3 separate regions of the Homo sapiens genome follow, and regions 1 and 3 are each linked to region 2. Evidence: chromatin contacts called from ENCODE Hi-C data. All regions are on one chromosome and are shown on one strand. Each heading gives the region's core, a stretch centred on a gene start or an enhancer-like site at or near the end of the contact. The rest is flanking DNA. Distances are from core to core; before and after follow the strand shown. Region 1 holds the start of TTC29 (tetratricopeptide repeat domain 29). Region 2 holds the start of MMAA (metabolism of cobalamin associated A). Region 3 has its middle 160 kb from the start of TTC29.

Evidence for each region. A loop is a pair of places that touch in the nucleus more often than their neighbours do. Pooled maps may share reads with other maps.
Region 1: a loop to region 2 is called in a map of CD4-positive, alpha-beta memory T cell, with 5 times the contacts of the local background. The contact joins the promoter of TTC29 here to the promoter of MMAA in region 2. A Hi-C loop is called at or near these places in 2 of 168 maps with a recorded cell type or tissue (CD4-positive, alpha-beta memory T cell and naive thymus-derived CD4-positive, alpha-beta T cell) and 5 of 50 pooled maps.
Region 3: a loop to region 2 is called in a pooled map of psoas muscle, with 9 times the contacts of the local background. The contact joins the enhancer-like site here to the promoter of MMAA in region 2. A Hi-C loop is called at or near these places in 4 of 168 maps with a recorded cell type or tissue (A673, MCF 10A, PC-9 and 1 more), 3 of 37 single-sample maps with no recorded cell type and 11 of 50 pooled maps.

What each region holds. Positions count from the first base shown.
Region 1 is chr4:146,944,460-146,947,985 of GRCh38, forward strand. It overlaps TTC29 (tetratricopeptide repeat domain 29), which reads right to left and starts at 1,405. Exons shown (of 13, transcript NM_031956.4): 1 at 1,250-1,405; 2 at 572-618. It overlaps TTC29-AS1 (TTC29 antisense RNA 1), which reads left to right. Exons shown (of 7, transcript NR_188447.1): 3 at 972-1,095. RefSeq lists a silencer at 1,398-1,537.
Region 2 is chr4:145,618,030-145,621,772 of GRCh38, forward strand. It overlaps MMAA (metabolism of cobalamin associated A), which reads left to right and starts at 1,356. Exons shown (of 7, transcript NM_172250.3): 1 at 1,356-1,378. RefSeq lists silencers at 1,185-1,624, 1,655-1,724.
Region 3 is chr4:147,101,921-147,105,298 of GRCh38, forward strand. No RefSeq gene overlaps it. Among named protein-coding and RNA genes, the nearest start is that of TTC29, 160 kb to the left of the region's middle. Within about 2 kb of position 1,836, at least 10 of the 41 ENCODE cell types and tissues checked have a DNase peak (open chromatin) inside an H3K27ac peak, as active enhancers do; they include A673, where a contact is called at or near this core.

The DNA of each region.
Region 1 (3,526 bases), core at 155-2,654, 1.3 Mb after region 2:
ATTCTTCAAAGAGTAACTCTCCTGCCCTCTATCCCCAGAGATGCCTTTATCAGGAAACACAAAGGAGGGAGACCTACTACTATGTAAATGGAGGCTACTTGGAGAATGACTATGTCTGAGGCTGACCAGTGTCTGCAGGGTTCAGTCACTTTGGAGTAAAAACTGAGATTAGAGAAATAAAGCCAGTAAACCACAGTAAGCAAGTTTATTATACATCATCACGAGTTCAAAACAAGTAGGATTTTACTAAAAATCATTCATAAGAATTAAAACTTTTCATATTATCCAAGCTCTTTTACTATGAAAGTTTAATGAAAACTACAGAAGAAATATCACTAATTATGCTCCCTAAGTAAAAAAAAAAACATAATTAAGTTTATAAAGAGTCAGTAATAATGTTTATTCTCGGTATCATAATTTTTGGACACTTCTGGCACTCTCTCATGGGTAGATAGGTTGTTTAGTAAAATAAATAGAAAACACACATTTCCTACCAGCTGACATTGATGGCTAAATCACAAAATCAAGCAGGAAATGAGTTTGAAGGCAAGCCATATTTCACGTGACTTACATTTGCAGATTACTGCTGATGGTCTCTCCAGGCTTATAGACTTCAGCCTGAAAATCAGGAAGCAAAGAATAATAGCAAAGAAGAAAAATTTAAAATCATTCAGTAGTGTAACTCCTCTCCCCGCTCCAAGTCATGGAATAAGATTCACTCTTACAACAAATACTTCCTACCATCTAAGTTTAGATGAACTTTTAAAGAAAATCCCCAAGTATAGATCCTATGAGAGAAACTAATCACTAAATCAGTGAAATGCCAAAACATCTGAAATATGTATATGTATTGATGTATTTCAATACAAATGTGACATTAGGGATAACCATTTGTTCTCTCAAATTTACGAGATACAGTTATCTTTGCCAAAAACGGAGAGCATCTCAGTTCCCTTTCTGTTCCCACCTAGTTCTCAACAGGACTAAAGGACTTATCCTATGCCTAGTTTTTCACTCCCCTCAGAGGGTCAGGTGAACTGGGGAGCAAGAGGAACTGGCGCCTTTCCCTACTTCTCTTTCAATTCGTTTATTGAGGTAAGTGGCGAGGGCCTGGACTGAGGAAGCTTGAGAAAGACTGATGGAGGAAGGGCTGGCTGTAGGGGTCAGGGAAGGGGCTGCCTGAAGAACAGCCTGCCTCTCCAAGGAGCTGAGGAAGTCCGGTCCCAACCTCGCCCCTGCCGTCACGAACCTCGGTGCACTGGCCCAGGGAAACAACTCCAGTTTTCCGTTCCGCCGAAGTCAGTCCCCCACCGGCGGCAGGTGCTGGGCGTTGGCGCTGCCCCCTCCTCTCTCAGTGATTCCGAAGCCTGGCTCCGCCGGAGCGGAGACAGGGGACGCCGAGAGCGTCTCCACGGAAACAGAGAGGCGAGGCATGACGGCCGGGGGTGGAGTTAGGCTAAACCGGGCCTCGGGATTGGGGCAGCTCCCAGACTCTTCGGGCTTGGGGGCGGAGTCTGGCGAGGGGTGGAGCTTACTGACGGCCGGGCGGGGCCCCCAGATAGCTGAGGCTTTTCAAGCAGGGCTGCTTTCAGAAGTTAGCTCGCTTTTAGGCATTTTCACGTAACCCAAGAGGCTCGAATTTGCCACTTTCATTTCTTTCGTGGCCTTGCATTCTCAATGCTTTTTCTTCATTTCTCTTTTGTCCACAGGATTGATGGGAAAACGCTGAGCTAGGCATTCATGATCCCCGTGACCTGAAGCCAATTTATCCATCTAGCTAAGTCATTCATTCTCCTCTTCCTCAGCCTCTCTTGCAGTCAGAACCCACCACAAATGCCTTTTCCTGTCATGTCCCCACAGACAATTCAATTTTGAATTGTGGTTCGCTAAATACTCAAGGTCTCTTTCAGAGAATCTCCCTGCATCTGTCCTTATTTGTTTTGCATTTTTACCTGAAACTCAGGGTTTTATATTTACACTAAATAAATATCATCGTATTAATCTCGGCCCATCATTCCATCTCTTCTCTCAGACATGAGTGCAAGGAAGTGAAATTCCTTGCTCATTCCCTCATATATATATGGGGCAAGAGAGTGAGGCTTGCCACTTGTTACTTCTAAAATACAGAAGTGCTGGAAAGTTAGGCTATTGTTCCTTGTCTACTGACACACATTGTAGGAGAACGAGCCAGCGATATTGCTCACACGAATCATTCTATTAACCATAAATCGATTCTATTTAGAGTACAAGCATATCAACCATAACCACACTTTCATTCTAACATCTCATTTGCTGTAACAAATTACTAAATTATTTCCAAGTATGTTTACATTATACATTCAATGAGCACTGTGACTATCTGTAATTGGGCTCCACCCCATCCCCCACACCAGTAAGACTCTCATTCTATTCTCATGAGTTTATTTTCCAGTTTCAGCATCACCTTAACACACTCCACTGTGACCTGTGTGAATTCTTTTCCAGTCCTTGCTGCTTTTTCTGACTTAGAGTCTGTTTGTGAATTCCATGCACCTTCCTTTCTCACAGGAGGCTGTCTTAGTTGGCTTTCTAGGTAGTTCCTTCCTGCTTCTTTGGACTTACTTCTCCTACTTGCTGTTTTTTCACTAGAAGTTCTTTGACTAACTCTCTTTCTCCTTCTGTTTAGCATAGAATTCCTTCAGTTAGAGAACTTTGTTTGCAAGTGACAGAAAACACAAACGGGCTTAAGCAAAAAAGGAAACTGATGAAAACCAAAGGATGCCAGATTCAGCTGCAACTTTATCTAGAAACTCAGGCCTTTCTGAAAGTTTTGAGGATTCCAGAATACCTCTTCCTTTCACTACACAGAATTAATTTCTCCTCCTCTCGCCTCCTTTCTCTTAGACCTACCTTGATTTTATCAGTATAACTTTGCATGGTGTTTGGCTTATGGGAACCAAACTTGCCTGAAAGATTGTGAGTACCTTGAAAGCAGAGACTTTGTTTTATTGTTTTCTGAATTCCCTTGTACCGTATGCAAGGATTAGTATACAGTATGTGCTCAAAAATATTTTTTGAATTAACAGAATGACAGAATAGAGTGGTTTTTCAAACAGATTCTTCCTTGTGTAATTCTTCTCATTGCTTCCTCAATCTTCTCCACCTAGAATTCTAGGGGGAAGGTCAGGTGACACAACTGATAGTTTGAATGCTATTACTGACATAACAACCTCTAAAGTTTCCTCTTCCAGTCTTGCTCTGGAGAAATGATTTTAGGTTAGGTCAGCTCCCTAAAGAAGCAAGAGACAATTTTCTAATGGAAGCCAATCCATCTTAACTGCTCCCCATAATTGTTCTCAAAGTGTTTTTGATATCTCAATCATCAATTTCTACAGTAAAATTATTCTGAATCATTCTTGTTTTACTAAACACATCCCCAAGTAACATCTTAGGAAAGAACATATGAGATAAAATTTTAAGTTCTTTCATGTCTGACAATATCCTTATTTTGCCTACAATCATTTGGTAGGATTGCACATTCTAGATT
Region 2 (3,743 bases), core at 106-2,605:
GATGAGCAACGCCAAGTTTAAAGAAAGGAAGTAAACCGTCTCAAGAACTGTCAATCTGTTTGTGTTCGATAGGCTGAGATTTGAAAGGTTTGATTCTGTGTTCTTTCTACTAGATCCTCGGCTTCATTTAGACTTGTGCTTAATTTTCTGTCATTGGCTATTGAGTCTACAATCAATCTTTGGAGTAAAAGTGGTAGTCTTTTGGTCCAAATAGTAATAATGAAAATGGTGAGACCAGTAATTCATTTTTTATTATTCTGTATTCAGTAAGAATCAACCTGTATCAAATAGCTGAAAAGGCCTGAAGCCTCCCAAATGCATATCATTACACAAATTCTGTGTGAGGACTGACATCTTGGTTTCATATACTAATTATACTGCATGGGCCCCATTTATAACCATATCTACTCGTCATTTGATCCTGGCTACTGCCGATGGATGCTATCTTCATCACATTATAGCAAACATTTGGGTGATTAAGTTTTTCTCAAAAATTCTAGATTAGCATACAACGGCTTTACTACTTATATGTCATCTAAGACGTTTTTTAAGAATTAGTTACTACTACGCCCAACGCAGTGAGGTAGCAAATATTATGCCTGTTTATTTTCATCTCCATTTCAGGCTTGCGCGCCTTTCCCCCCTCGGGACTTCCCGAGGACACCCCTGCAGCAGTGAGCCCGAGTCCTGGCTTTGGCTGCATGTTAAGAAATATTAATCAAAATGAATGCGTGCCCTTTAAGAGAAAAAAACTGTGGGTCCTTCAGCCTTTAAAAACCATGCCGTGGTTTAAAAACTTAAAACTATATTTCGGCAGAACGCTGAGCATTTCTTCAAATCACTCTGAGAAGCTTGAGTGTCTTTAATTTCACCGGTCTGTCAAACGTAACGCGTCTCTCCCTCACCCCACATTTTAAGTTTCCAAGGAGCGGAAGAAGGGCCTCCGGGGGTCCCGGCCGCCGCAGGCTGCTGGGGGTGAGGACACGACTCGGCCTCCGTCCGACTCGAGGGTGTCGCGAAGGCCAGGAGGGAACGAAAGTTACCCTCGAACTTCGGAGGCGAAAGATTTCATGTGGATCTTAAAAAGGGCAAAACCTACCCCAAAGGCCGTAAACCGCCCTCCCCTCCCCCGCCAGAGAACTTCCCGGCGCAGAGCTTCCGCAGCCTGCTGCAGGCCGGGAGACCTTCACGCTCACTCGCTCTCCGCCACACGCCGGAACTGCGCGGCCACGTCCACGGGGACCCTGGCCATGCCCCGCACCGCCACCCAGCCCCAGGCGATCCCCGGGCCCCACGCGCCTGCAGTCGGCGCTGCGCCTGCGTGGGAGGATCCGGCGGAAGGGGCGGGGTCAGGTGGCACTTCCGTGGCTTCGGGCGGGTGAGTATGGGGAGTGCGCGCGGCGTCCAGGAGTCGGGACTGGGCTCCCGCCTACGGCCGCCCTCCCGCCGGGGGGCCAGCGCGGTCCTCCGGGGCGCCCCCTGGAGGATTTGGGGTGGGGGAAGGAAAAGGAGAGTATTATCGAATATTCTCCTAATATTGATGTTCGGGGTGCGGATATGTGTGGACAGGCAGGAGTCGGCAAATGGGTTCAAATGGAAGCTTTAACAAAGAAAGGCCCTGTACGTAAACAGTGTTTTAAAATTCTCATCTTGGTTAGGTTTCTCAGGTTATCTCTGAGCCACAGCAAGGCAGCTTTGTTAAGGTGGCTCTTCCCTTGTCGCTGCCAAACCCGGTAAATGGTTAACCTGAGGCCGCGTCAGAGAAAGCCACTATGACTCCTACCAAAGAGTGAAATTGAAACTCTTTTCTGGGAAATCAAATCCAGGATATAAAAGTTGGATTCAAACTAAAAGTTACAAACAGTATCTAGGTTCCGTCACATGGCGTGCCGGGCAGGGTCTAAATCTCTTTCAGCAGAGGGCATGCTGTCTTCATATGTATTTCTCATTAGAAAATGAAAGACGACCTAAACCAAAATAATATAAAAATTTTTTATTATCTGTCTTAAGAGTTGTACCCTAATCCATATGTTTAGAAAACATAAACTAATAAAACTTTTCCAACTTGGTAGAAAGCCAAAAGTTTCCAGAAAAACTGTGTGGATTATTCAGCATTTTGCTGTTGTCTACAATGTTCAGAATATTCTTTTACAATAATTTTGCACTAAATACCGGTTTGTGTTCAGGGTAACAAGAGGTTTTTAAAAAGTCAAAGACAAGGACAGGTTTTTTAAGGGCTGTATTCTATTAGGAGAGACAAAACAAGCATGAAAAGTTACATATCCATAAGAAATGTAAATCACCATTTGAGATATTTGAAGATGTCAAAAGAAAACCTTTATTTAGAATGGAAAGAGCTGGTGAATGCTCGAAACATTTACCATTTAGCTGATTGTTGCCATGTGGGAATGGGGGTCTCTCAAACGCAGATCCGATTTTCTCCAACACAGGCCAAAGATCTGTATTTTTACGTATTTTTTCTTGATTTTTAATGTTACTTGCAACCAATTTAGTTAACACACACCTTCTGTGGGTGGGCCAGGTGCAACTAGTTTGTGACCTCTGCAGATTTTCACCTTAGTACAGTCCTACACTTACACAATGGTTCAGTTAAAGATTTTTTGACTTTACAGTGGGTTTATCCAGACACAGACCCGATTGTAAGATGAAGACTCTTTGTATTCAGAAATAATTGGAATTAGAGGTCAGAAAAAGTCCTAGAGACTGGGATGGTCAGGAAAGATTTTAAGCTGGGTAGTATAGGAGAGATATCATAGAGGGGGAAGGATGTAAAAGATGAGTTAAATCTTGGGGTTGGGAGAGTTGGCAGGTTTGGAAGATAGTAAACTCTCCTTAGAGGAATTTTGGAAAGGCAAGCGCAAGAGGTGCTGCTGGCCTGGGGACTACACTTTGAGAACCACTGTCCTAGGGTACGGTGAACTTTTGGAGGAATTTGAGTAGGAGGCTAAGGAGATCACATTCACCTTTCAGAATGAGTCTTGCTGTGAAGTCTGAAAGGAGGACTGAGGAGGGAGAGAGAAAAGAGGAAAGTTTCTTAGAGGTGATTAGCACCTGCTTGATGCCAGGCCCTGTGCCAGGCTCTCTCATGCATACTCATTTATACTCACCATGATCCTGATACGTAGATCTTAATGTTTTCATTTTGTAAGTGAAGGAACTTTGAGAATATGAGAAATTACCCAGGTTCCATAGTTGGTCTCAGAGCTTCCTAGTTCAAGCCTGGATTTGAAATAGGGTGGTAGCAGTGGGAATCAAAACATTTAATGGTGATGGAATTTAGAAAAATAGAGACTTCTCAAGCACATTTAAGCCTAAAAGTAGGAATTGGGAAATCTGAATCTTACTGGAAAAGTGATAAAAAGTAAAGTGGACAGAGAACTTTAGAGAATCCCTTCATGAATTTGGTATTTGTTCTTTATTACTCTTAACTCATGATGACCTATTTAAAACCTATTTAAAAGTTGCTTATTTAAGAAGTCATCCTGCTCTACAAAAGTTTCCTGAAATTATTTGAAAAAGAGAAAATAAAGCCTTCTGTGGTTGGGGGGGGTGGAATATGGTAAACAGATTAATGGCATTTGACAGCTTATCTTCAAATCAAAAGTGATTAGCATTGAGAAATGGAAACACTTGGTACAACACTGCATTGCCTGTACGAATTGTGCTGTGCTGCAGACACTGATCTACTGTATTGATTTAGGAAATTCTGTATGCTTTTTCTT
Region 3 (3,378 bases), core at 586-3,085, 1.5 Mb after region 2:
TGCCCCAGTCAAGCTGTAAAAATAACTGTATGACACAGGCATGAGCAAAAGAAACTGATTCTGATTAACTTAAGCAGCAGGGAATTTAGTTAGACTTGGGAACAGGCACATAGCAAGGCAGGCCCTGGACAAGGTAGCGGGAATGACAAGGTGCTGCCAGGACCTAATGGAGTTACAATCAGTTTTTCAGTTCTTTTGTCTCTCTATTCATAGTTCAAATTCACAGCAAAAAGAACATTTCAATAACTAGACTTGGGTTGTGTATCTGTCCCCAGTCTAAGTAAGTATGGGGCTCCTGATAACAGTTAAACTAGACTGGGTGAGAACTAATTTCTGAAAAGAAAATTGTTGTTAGAAAGGCAAAATTGGCCAGGCTCAGTGGCTCACGGCTGTAATCCCAGCACTTTGGGAGGCCGAGGAGGGCAGATCACTTGAGGTCAGGAGTTTGAGACCAGCCTGGCCAACATGACGAAACCCCATCTCTACTAAAAATAAAAAAATTAGCCAGGTGTGGTGGTGGACACCTGTAATCCTAGCTACTTAGGAGGCTCAGGCAGGAGAATCACTTGAACCCGGGAGGCAGAAGTTGTGGTGAGCCGAGATCGTGCCATTGCACTCCAGCCTGGGTGACAGAGCGACACTCTATCTCAAAAAAAAAAAAAGAAAAAGAAAAAAAGAAAAAAAAAGAAAAGAAAAAGAAAGAAAGAAAAGAAAAGAAAGAAAAGGAAAGAAAAGAAAGGCAAAATTGCATTCAGCATTGCCAAAACCCAGCCAATATTCACTATAGCTTGTGACCGACTGTAAATGAGAAGTCTTGGGCAATTTGTGTAAAATACTTTATGTCTAAAGCAAGAGCCTCAATTCATTTCTTCTGAACATACTGTTCTTTTCTACATTCCTCTTCCTATATTACACCCACCCCACCCACCATATACCACCAGCTGCACACAGCTATTGCTGTTTTAGAAAACTGTATGTACTAGCTGATGTAAAAATGGAAACAAAAAAAAACAACTGGTGGTTTTTAAATAGTTTTTACTATAAAACTTATATATACCATTATAGAAATTTGAAAGTGAAGAAAATTATAATGAAAACCATAAAAATAATTTATAATTGTACTACATGAGGTAGATTCCTATAAATATTTTCTTATATTTCCTTCCAGGTTTTATATTGCTATTGTAGTTTTGTCTATGCATTTGTATAGTAATGTAAACATAATCTATTCCTATAAGGTTATAATACAAAATTTGGACCATGTAGTCTATTCAGATTTGGTGTGGGGGCCACTGGCTTTTTTTTTTTAGCTTTGTTTTATAATGAACATTTTTACTCAAATTTATGATTTTTCCCCATGTATATGCACATATATTTTTAAGAAATTTGTAGTTTGGGTGGCCTTTAAAGAGCCATGTGGAATAACTTTGCCTAAAAGTCTGTGAAGAAACAAAACAACTGCACGACCTCAAGTAACCCTGGAAAAGGGTACCCACAAGGGGAAGCGATTGGAAATCAGCCCAAGAGCTTGCCAGGAAGAAGCAAAGAGGGTGCGAGCCAGCAGAAATCAAATGATTTAGCAAGGGGGGTAGAAGTCAGTTGGAGCCAAAGAACTGCCCAGTTAGTCCCTTCTGAGAAAGGAAACACTGTTAATAGCAGAAGCCTAGGTTCTGGCATCAATTTAACTTGCATCATAGTCTGTTACCACTTTCTGTCCTCAGTCTGCCACCCCACCCAGAACTGCTATATTTTCTGGTGTCTCCATGCCCTTCCCAGTCCCACTAAGAATCTATTTATAACAGCAGGAGCTCGCCTTGGTCCACTGTGACACACAGGCTGCTTTGCTGGGAAAGTTCTGCCTGACTCACTGGGGCTGCATGAAGCCTGGGGAGGCAAGCTTCTGGCGTGACTGTCCTTAGAATGTGTACTGAGTTTCCTCAGGGTTCACTGCTCCCGTCTGTGACTCAACGAGAAATGTAGAACACACGTGAAAACCGTGTGAGCCATAGGCATTTGATTTGGTGGGTGGGGGGCGCGGAGCTACATTGAATTCATAACTATGGAAATTGTTTTTTCCAACATTAAATTCATAACAATGGAAATAGTTTTTTCTCTGTAAATTTTCTGCCTCCCTTAATCTATAGTGCTACCTGACCCTTTAACATTGGCCATGAACAAATCACAGAACTATTTTCCTTAAAAGATGAGTGAGAGGAAATTCTAAAACTGGTTAGGAGCGATGTTTTAAAAATTGCCATGTATTAATACTATCAAATAACCAAATATTATTTGATCATATCAAATCAGGGCGAAAGGTAAATTTTATGAGATTCAAGTGCAACTTACCTAAAAGTAATATTTTAAAATTGACACCCTGTTTTCCTACAAAAGTCCCATGGTCTCTTAATTTGCCAGTGAAAATTACTGGGCTAATTTTGTTTGTTAATGAGATAAATGCCAAACACAAGTGTGAGTTAGGCTTGACATTGTGAATGAAGCCACTATAATATGTAATGTCAAAACCATCTCTCATCAAAAAGCACTACCAGCGTGTCATGTCTAGATCCTGGGTGTAAACCCTTGGTTAATAATAGCATAGAAAATCACAAATTTATTCACACTATAAATATGTGTAAAGAAAGTACAGATTTCCACTTCCTCCTTATAATTGAGTCTATCTTTCTCATAAGCCTCTACCTGATGGATAATGAAAGGGAAAAAAACTTAATATAGTCTGACTCAATAATTTAAAATATCCCTTTGGTAAATGCTCCATCTCTGAGGTCATGAATGAGGTCAAGTTCAGTCTCTTAAATGTCACTCTAGATCATCTCTGGCTTTATCAGCAAAGAGTGTGGCTTATATGATCAGATGGTGACAGAGGAGACAAGAGGTATCCTCTGGACCCTCATTGGCCCCTTAGGCACAGTGACTTGTTCAGGCTGGATTTAAACACTAAATTGTGACGAGTCCATCTCTGGGCTTCCTGCTGACATCTGTTACTGAAAGGCTGCTGCGTTTCCTGGCTTCATGTGTGGGATTCTGTGGAGCCTCCTCATGTTCCAGGCTTGGGTTTGCCATGAGGAAGTGCTGCAGCCTGTCAGAGTCTGCCCCTCCTCTTCCCTCTGCCCTTGGCCTAGGCTGTGCACTCAGCTGTGAGGGCATCCCTTACCCTTCTCCTTTTACAGATCCCTGGCCCATTTACTGGCTCTCCTTGGAGGCCTGTGGGCTTGTTTGAGTTCCATTCACATCCCAGAGGTGTCAAAAATACCTGGGAAAGCTAAACCTGGCCCTTCTTCTGCTCAATCCTGTTCTGCTACTCAGTGCTCAGCTGCGACCATCCTGCCCCCTCCACCATCCCATGTTGAGGTGGTCACT